Regions from separate parts of the Homo sapiens genome. Here region 2 is linked to region 1. The links are chromatin contacts, found by Hi-C or POLR2A ChIA-PET in ENCODE. All regions are on one chromosome and are shown on one strand. The core of a region is the stretch at or near the end of the contact, and the rest is flanking DNA. Distances in the headings are between cores, read along the strand shown. Region 1 holds the start of S100A11 (S100 calcium binding protein A11). Region 2 holds the start of S100A2 (S100 calcium binding protein A2).

Evidence for each region. Hi-C counts contacts between places; a loop is a spot of excess contacts on that map. ChIA-PET counts read pairs that join two places held with the same protein, here RNA polymerase II (POLR2A). Pooled maps may share reads with other maps.
Region 2: a loop to region 1 is called in a pooled map, with 4 times the contacts of the local background. The contact joins the promoter of S100A2 here to the promoter of S100A11 in region 1. A Hi-C loop is called at or near these places in 1 of 168 maps with a recorded cell type or tissue (CD14-positive monocyte) and 5 of 50 pooled maps. POLR2A ChIA-PET finds 5 or more read pairs at or near these places in 3 of 52 experiments (HEK293, MCF 10A and activated CD8-positive, alpha-beta memory T cell).

Annotation. Positions count from the first base shown.
Region 1 is chr1:152,035,328-152,039,199 of GRCh38, reverse strand. It overlaps S100A11 (S100 calcium binding protein A11), which reads left to right and starts at 2,196. Exons shown (of 3, transcript NM_005620.2): 1 at 2,196-2,287. The coding sequence starts at 2,285. RefSeq lists enhancers at 576-735, 3,833-3,872 and a silencer at 2,693-2,987.
Region 2 is chr1:153,564,215-153,568,086 of GRCh38, reverse strand. S100A2 (S100 calcium binding protein A2) reads left to right here and starts at 2,243. Exons shown (of 3, transcript NM_005978.4): 1 at 2,243-2,581. RefSeq lists enhancers at 1,082-1,321, 1,019-2,218, 2,192-2,251, 2,371-3,128, 3,129-3,872 and 1 more.

The sequences.
Region 1 (3,872 bases), core at 947-3,446:
CTCAGGAGGCTGAGGCAGGAGAATCGCTTTAACCCGGGAGGCGGAGGTTGCAGTGAGCTGAGATCACCCCGTTGCACTCCAGCCGCCTAGGCAACAAGAGTGAAACAACGTCTCAAAAAAGAAAAAAAAGAAAAGAACTGTGGTGTGTAAGGCCTCATGATTGAGTTATGGAGTAATTTAGACAAATGATTCCTTAATATGTTGGGATCATAAATTTTTCTGAGAATCAGATGAAAGATGTGGACTCTTCGCCAGAAAAATTTCTCTTATGCAAAAAATTTACATGTAACTTTAAGGTATTAAGGAACCCCAGCAGCCGTTCATGTAACACCCCCCACCACCAAAGGTTTGAAGTCTATTACCTGGCACTTGATAAGAACTGTGAGTCAAAAAGGCATTTAGACTCAGTGGCTCCAATGCTTTCAAGCAGGGAAAATGGTAGAGTGATAGTACCCTTAGCAGAGAAGACAGAAACAGGTTTGGGGAAAACTAGTTATTCCTGAATTATTGAGTCTGAAGTGCAGGTGGGACTCTCAAGTGGATTCATAAACAAGTAACTGAAAATGTGGGTCTGGAGTAGCTGAGAACTGAGATGGAGATTTGTCTCACGTGCTCAGGGCACCTGTGAGAGCAGGTGCAGGGAAGCAGTTCACACAATGCCTATAGCCCATTATCTTTCATTTGCGTCTACTCTGCAGTTTTTGGAGACCTTTCTAAGCCCTCACTTTACTTGACAGTCCTAACAATCTTATGAAACAGGAAAGGCCTATCTCAAGACCTATTACAAATAAGGAAGTGGAAGCTCAAAGGAGTGACAAGTCTGGTCAAAAGTATTGCAATGAAGTAACAGACACAAGACTGGAACCCAAGTCTTCTGATTCTTAATACAACTCCTAATTTCATTGCAAACTGCACACAGATAAATGCCTTACTAGCACGGATCAATTTTTAAGTGCAGTAGTTTGGTTTTCGGATTTTGTCTTTGTGGCTGTCCTCAGTTTACAGAAAAGTTTGAGAGAGAGGGGTGGCAATTGTCCCTTGACAATAATCCCCAGTAATCCCGTGGCAATTGATTTGGCAATACTCACCACTGTTTACTGTTAAATATCTTCCCTGTGGAGCAATAGAGAGCCCCAACTCCTAGGAACTTGTCTACAATTCTGACCCGCACTCTGTCCTAACTAACACTCTTGGTTTTGTTTTTTGTTTGTTTGTTTTTGAGATGGAGTCTTGCTCTGTCGCCCAGGCTAGAGTGCAGTGGCGCGATCTCGGCTCACTGCAAGCTCTGCCTCCGGGGTTCACGCCATTCTCCTGCCTCAGCCTCCCGAGTAGCTGGAACTACAGGCGCCCGCCACCACGTCCGGCTAATTTTTTGTATTTTTAGTAGAGACGGGGTTTTGCCGCGTTAGCCAGGATGGTCCCGATCTCCTGACCTCGTGATCCACCCGCCTCGGCCTCCCAAAGTGCTGGGATTACAGGAGTGAGCCGCTGCGCCCGGCCTGTTTTTGTTTGTTTTTTGAGACATTGTTCCGCTCTTGTTGCCCAGGCGGCTGGAGTGCAACGGCGCGATCTCAGCTCGCTGCAAACTCCACCTCCCGGGTTCAATCGATATTTCTGCCTCAGCCTCCCAAGTAGTTGGTATTACAGGCGTGTGCCACCACGCCAGGCTAATTTTGTATTTTTAGTAGAGACAGGGGTTTCACCATGTTAGTCAGGCTGATCTCAAACTCCTGACCTCATGTGATCTACCCGCCTCGGCCTCCCAAAGTGCTGGGATTACAGGCCTGAGCCACCGCGCCCGGCCCACTGCTGTTTCCAAAAGAGACCTTTTTTGCCTATCTAACCTAAATGCCCAGAATGAGCTCATACATGGGAAAGACCCACGGACATGGACAGACTTCCCGAAGACTACTGTGCAAAACTTATAATTCTAAAAAGTCAAAAATCTTCAGGAATCACAGGACGGGGTGGAGGGGGCCGGGGGGAAAGAGGAGGGAAAAGAGGGAAAGGAGGGAGAGTGAGACTGCTTAAATCGCTGGAGAGGACGGTGGGTTTATTTGAGTCTTAAAGCTCAGTTCTGTGGTTAGCGCCGGCCGCGGTCCCAGGCCCAGCCCGGGAGGCGGGGAGGGGCGGGGCAGGCGCGGAAGCTGTCTGAGTAAGGCTTGGGCAAGGCTGGGCCGGGAAGGGCGTGGGTTGAGGAGAGGCTCCAGACCCGCACGCCGCGCGCACAGAGCTCTCAGCGCCGCTCCCAGCCACAGCCTCCCGCGCCTCGCTCAGCTCCAACATGGTAAGCCTCACTTTTCTTCTTCTTCTTCTTACATGAAAAGAAAAAGAAAAGAAAAAAAACCCACATACTTCCCAGCAGACTTTATCTTTGACTTATGTGTGGACGTGGCAGGAAACAGCAGGAAAAATCAGCCTCGTGGGAGGGAACTGGGGAAGAAGGGATGGAAGGATGAAGCCCTAAAATCATCCTTGGGGTGGCCGCCTAGGGTAGCAGCGGAGGTTCTTTAGCCTTCCCAGTCACGACAAGGCCCAGGGCTGGGGAAGAGGAAGTGCTGGCCGCTCACCGCGCGGGGGGGGGACCCGTCGTGGGTCACTGCCTCCAGCCCCTCGCCCGCGGTCTCCCGGGAGCCCAGAGACGCCTAGGAGCAAGTTTAAGGCAGGGGGCTGGAAAGCTGCGAGGGGTCACTAGTTATTTCTGTACACCAGAAAAGGGACATTTTAGAACTTGGTCGTCTAGCCCCAGGGAAAATCAAAGTTTCAGTAAGCACCCGGCAGACGGCCAAGACCCAACGGGACTGAAACTTTAGCCCGTCGCCGCCCGCAGCGCCGCGGCCAAGAATGTGGGAGGAACCCGGTCCCAGCTGAGCCCTCTCCTCCTTCCTCTTCCTTTTACCCCACCATCTATTTAGGCACTCACTCCGTAACTTATTTTTCTCTTCTTATCTCCTTTCATCTCCCAGTTGAACTCATATTTTCCATAATTCCACCTCCAAAATCTCTTTCTTTACCTCTCCTTAGTGGAGAGTCAGCAAACTGGCCCGCGGGCCAAGTCGGGTTTTCTGTTCTGCCCACAAGCTAAGAATAAAGTTTACATTTGTAAATGATTGAAAGAAATCAAAAGAAGAAAAATACTTTCTGACATGTGAAAATTATGTGGAAATCAAACTTCAGCGTCCATAAATGAAGTATTGGAACAGAGCCACGCCCATTCCCTTCCATACTGTCTGGGGTTGCAGTCCTGCTACAGCAGGGACAGAAAGCTCCGGAGGGTGTTGGTTAAGAATGAGAAGACAATAGTTGAGGTTTTTAAAATTGCTACGTCTTTTTCATCGTATTTTTTTCTTTCCTCAAATGTTGAGCGCTTAGCATGCATTTTTAAAAATTATTTCACAGTATCCGTTTATCATAATGTTTGCTCCTTGCTATCGCCATCCCCACCAAGTAAGACTCCAAGAGTGCCATGAGGTGTGGAGAGCGCCGGTTCTCCTCTCCTTCAGCCACTGCGCCACCCTGGGCAGAGCTTTCCGGTTTCTGGGCGTCCTCAGGACCCATCTCCAAAGTGCCCTGGAGCTCTACAAATTATGCCGTTCCATTTTAGTAATTTGATAATTGTGTCTCTTTCTTTCACTTTGGAGAATTACCTCTGGGAGGAAATGCAAAGAGGTTTTAATTTTCTCCTTGTGGCTGATAGCAACAGCAACAGTTTTCAAAAGAAAATAATCTCTAAATTACACCAAGACTGATGTTAAGGAGAGAAAAATGTGAAGCAGAAAGGCACTGTGAAACTGGAAAAGCAAAACTGTCTGCATTCTGGAAGGAAAAGGGGCAGGGGGAGAATCTGTAGTTCCAGAGAAAGGTGACAAAGC
Region 2 (3,872 bases), core at 994-3,493, 1.5 Mb before region 1:
CGGTTCCACTCTTGGGATCCAGAGGAGAGGTGATTATTTCGTAGCATAGTCAGTGGTGTGATTTCACGGGGTGAGAAGGACTCCCTTGCTCCTAAGCACTCCTCCAGTGACCCCTGTTGCCATGTGGTAGCCGTAAGCACTGGTTGGCACCTGGTGTGGGCGAGACCCTTACCTCATGCAGAAATGAGTAAGACCGGTGAGCTCACCATGTGGGGGTGAGGCTGAGAGAAAACAAGTACACAGGTGATTCAGTCAAAATCAGAATTCTCTAAGTACACACGAAAAGGGCAAAAGGGGCGCTTTGTACAGGACAGAACAGGTAGACACTGAATCCGGTTGGGCCCTGGGAAGGCTCCCTGCAGTGGCCTTTGAAGGGGGGGTTGGATTTCAGCAGGATAGAGGGCATGGGCATGTGTGGGCACGTTCTGAACAGAGGGGTCAGCGCAAGCCGAGGGTCTTGGCCACACTAGTTGCATGTGCCGGTGTGTTTAAGGGACACGCAGCAGCAGGCCGAGTCTGGAGCGCCTCACTGCCAGGCTTTTTAAAAATTTTTAATTTTAATTTAATTTTATTTTATTTTTACTTTAAGTTCTGGCATACATGTGCAGAATGTGGTTTGTTACATAGGTATACATGTGCCATGGTGGTTTGCTGCACCTATCAACCCATCATCTAGGTTTTAAGCCCCGCATGCATCAGGTATTAGTCCTAATGCTCTCCCTCCCCTTGCCCCCATCCTTCTCCCCGCAACTGCCCACAGGCCCTGGTATGTGGTGTTCCCTTCCCTGTGTCCATATGTTCTCATTGTTCAACTCCCACTTATGAGTGAGAACATACCGCCTGGCTTTAAGGGACAGCCATGGGGATGCACTGCAGTTTCTGAGCAGGGAAGGCCCTGTGGAGGCCCTTAGTTAAAAGGAAAGAATGGCTGTGAAAATCGATGCATTGCGCTCCCTTGTCCCTCACCCTCAGTGTGAAGGGTTTTTATTCCGAGTTCTACTTGAAGTAGGCCTCGATGGGAAGACAAGTAGCATGAGGGGTTCAAGTACTGAGGGGAGCAAGGGACACTCGGTGGCTGTGCCAAGGTGTAGAAGAGGACACTGGGGGCCCCAAGGCCTGACTTCATGTACACTGCTCAGGCTGGCCCCCAAGTCACACGGTGACCGCTAGGAAGGGACCAGCCTGTTCTCAGTCTGATCCTCCTGCCATGTCATTATCCAAAGCTCCTCCTGGCAGGGCCTGTTTGGGGTCTCTGTGCCAGTGCTTTCCCTGCCAGGCTGGGCTGGGGCTTCCACCTACTGCTCTGGGACTGCTGCTGCCCTGGCCCTGGGGGAGGAGGGTGTGCCGCTGAGTCACTGCCTGGGCATCTGGGCCTGGAACCTCGGGTGAGTCACTTAGGGCTGAGGTAGAGGGGCTGGGGGAGGGGAAGAAGCTACTCGACAGCTGGAGCAGGGAGGGGAGCTGGGGCCACAGGAAGGGCGGTGCCCTGATGCCCAGACGGGCCGGGATAGACAAAGGGCCAAGGAGGAAGGGGCCCTGGGAGGGGGCAGCCCTCCCTTGGGCTGGGCTCTGAATGGCCACAGTGTTTGCCTTTCTCCGGGTCTGGGGAGGACATGTGTGTGGGGGGCAGTGAGAGAGGGCTGTGGCTGAGGGCTGTGCTTCAGGCCTGGATTCTGGCTTGGGAAGCTGTCCAGCTGGTGTTTTCAGCCTTGGGTAGGGATGTACCCCTACCCACCCACCCAGCCCTCAAGCTGGAGAAGAGGAGGCCAAAGTTTTCCTGTTCAGCCTTTAACTACTCGGGACTTCCTTATGCTCCCCACAGACTGTGGCCCAGCCCAACTGCGGCTGTGTGTAGAGCAACCCCATTTCTCACTGCTTCCCCATCCTTCCAGACACCTTCCTACACAGAGGGACCTTCCCAGGTATTTCTAAGCACACTTAGTTACCTCATTACCTCATTAAGAGGTATTCTGGTGCTGGCCATTAAAAGTCACTCCACTTCATCCATGCCCTGAAGTCAGTCCTGTCCTTCTCCTCCTGATGTCCCCCAGCTGCCTCCTCTGGCCCCCAGCTTCCTAAGGGTGGCCCCAGGTTGCTTCTCTCTCACACACACGGGCGCATGTATGTACACGAGCACTGGACCATGAAGTCTCAGCGTGTGCTCACAGCCTCTCACACAGGAGTGGGCTGTGACTCACAGGCATGTCATGAGAATGAGGCCTGGCACCAGTCTCCAGGCCCCAGAGCAGGGGTTGCCTCCCCTCACCCCGGTCCAGGATGCCCAGTCCCCACGACACCTCCCACTTCCCACTGTGGCCTGGGTGGGCTCAGGGGCTGCCCTTGACCTGGCCTAGAGCCCTCCCCCAGCTGGTGGTGGAGCTGGCACTCTCTGGGAGGGAGGGGGCTGGGAGGGAATGAGTGGGAATGGCAAGAGGCCAGGGTTTGGTGGGATCAGGTTGAGGCAGGTTTGGTTTCCTTAAAATGCCAAGTTGGGGGCCAGTGGGGCCCACATATAAATCCTCACCCTGGGAGCCTGGCTGCCTTGCTCTCCTTCCTGGGTCTGTCTCTGCCACCTGGTCTGGTGAGTACCTCTGTCCTGCTGAGGGCAGGGTGGGGAGGATCCCCGTGGGTCTCTGTCTTTGTCTCCACAGTTCTCTCATTCCAGCTTCCCTGGTGGGATCAACCTGGGCCTCTCTGGGCCTTCCCCCTTGGAAGAACTCTCTGTGAAGTGCTGAAGTGTTGACTGAAGGGTTTTTTTTTTTTTTTTTTTTTTTTGAGATGGAGTCTCGCTCTGTCGCCCAGGCTGGAGTACAGTGGTGTGATCTCAGCTCACTGCAAACTCCCCCTCCCAGGTTCACGCCATTCTCCTGCCTCAGCCTCCCGAGTAGCTGGGACTGCAGGCGCCCACCACCATGCCCGGCTAATTTTTTTGTATTTTTAGTAGAGATGGGGTTTCACCATGTTAGCCAGGATGGTCTCGATCTCCTGATCTCGTGATCCACCCATCTCGGCCTCCCAAAGTGCTGGGATTACAGGAGTAAGCCACCGCGCCCGGCCGACTGAAGGGTTTTTCTCCAGGTTCCTCTGTGAGGTCTCAGTGCAGGGGTTGCTCTGAGGCCCTCCCCTGGATATCTCAGTCTAGGGGCCCTTCTTTGGGGGTCTAGGCCTAGGAGCAGGAGGTGTGCATGTGGGCGTTGCTGCAAAAAGAATCCTGAGATTTTTTTTTTTTTTTGCAAAGTCCTGGATTCTAGCAGGACTAAGGTGCAAGAGGCAGGGGTCTCAAGACTCTGCCTGGGTCATGGCCCCAAGCAGCAAAGCTCTGCCCCCTGCCTCGGTGAAGGCAGGGCTGGCATGATGGGCCCAGGGCATGCCCTGCCTCTGGCATAGCTCCTCTGGCCTCACCCTGAAACCTGCCTAACCTTTCCAGGCTGGTCTGAGTATTCTCAGAGGCCTTGCCGCTGAGGTCTGTCCCATCCTGATCCCAAGGCAATGAACATTTCATATCTTTAATTCTAATTCCAACAGGATCCTTCCTGGTGGAGAGAATGTTAAGTTGCCCCCACCCTATCCATGCCCCTGTCTGCCTAGAGGCTCAGGGGCCTTCAGGGTGAGGGGAGACACATTCCCCACCCTCTGGGAGCTCCTAGTCTGAGAGAGGAAACACTCCTGCCCAAGGGAGCTTCCAGTTAGATGGCAGAGAGAGATGCCTCTGGCTTCAGGAGTCCCGAGTCTAAGGAGGGAAACGACTCCTTCAGGGAGCTTCCTGCTCCTAGGCTGTAGCCATGGCTCCTGCCAGACTGCACAGGAGCCCCCATCTGCCAGCCGGTGCATGTGGCCCTGCTCCCCAGAGCCTGCGCAGATGCCATCAAAAT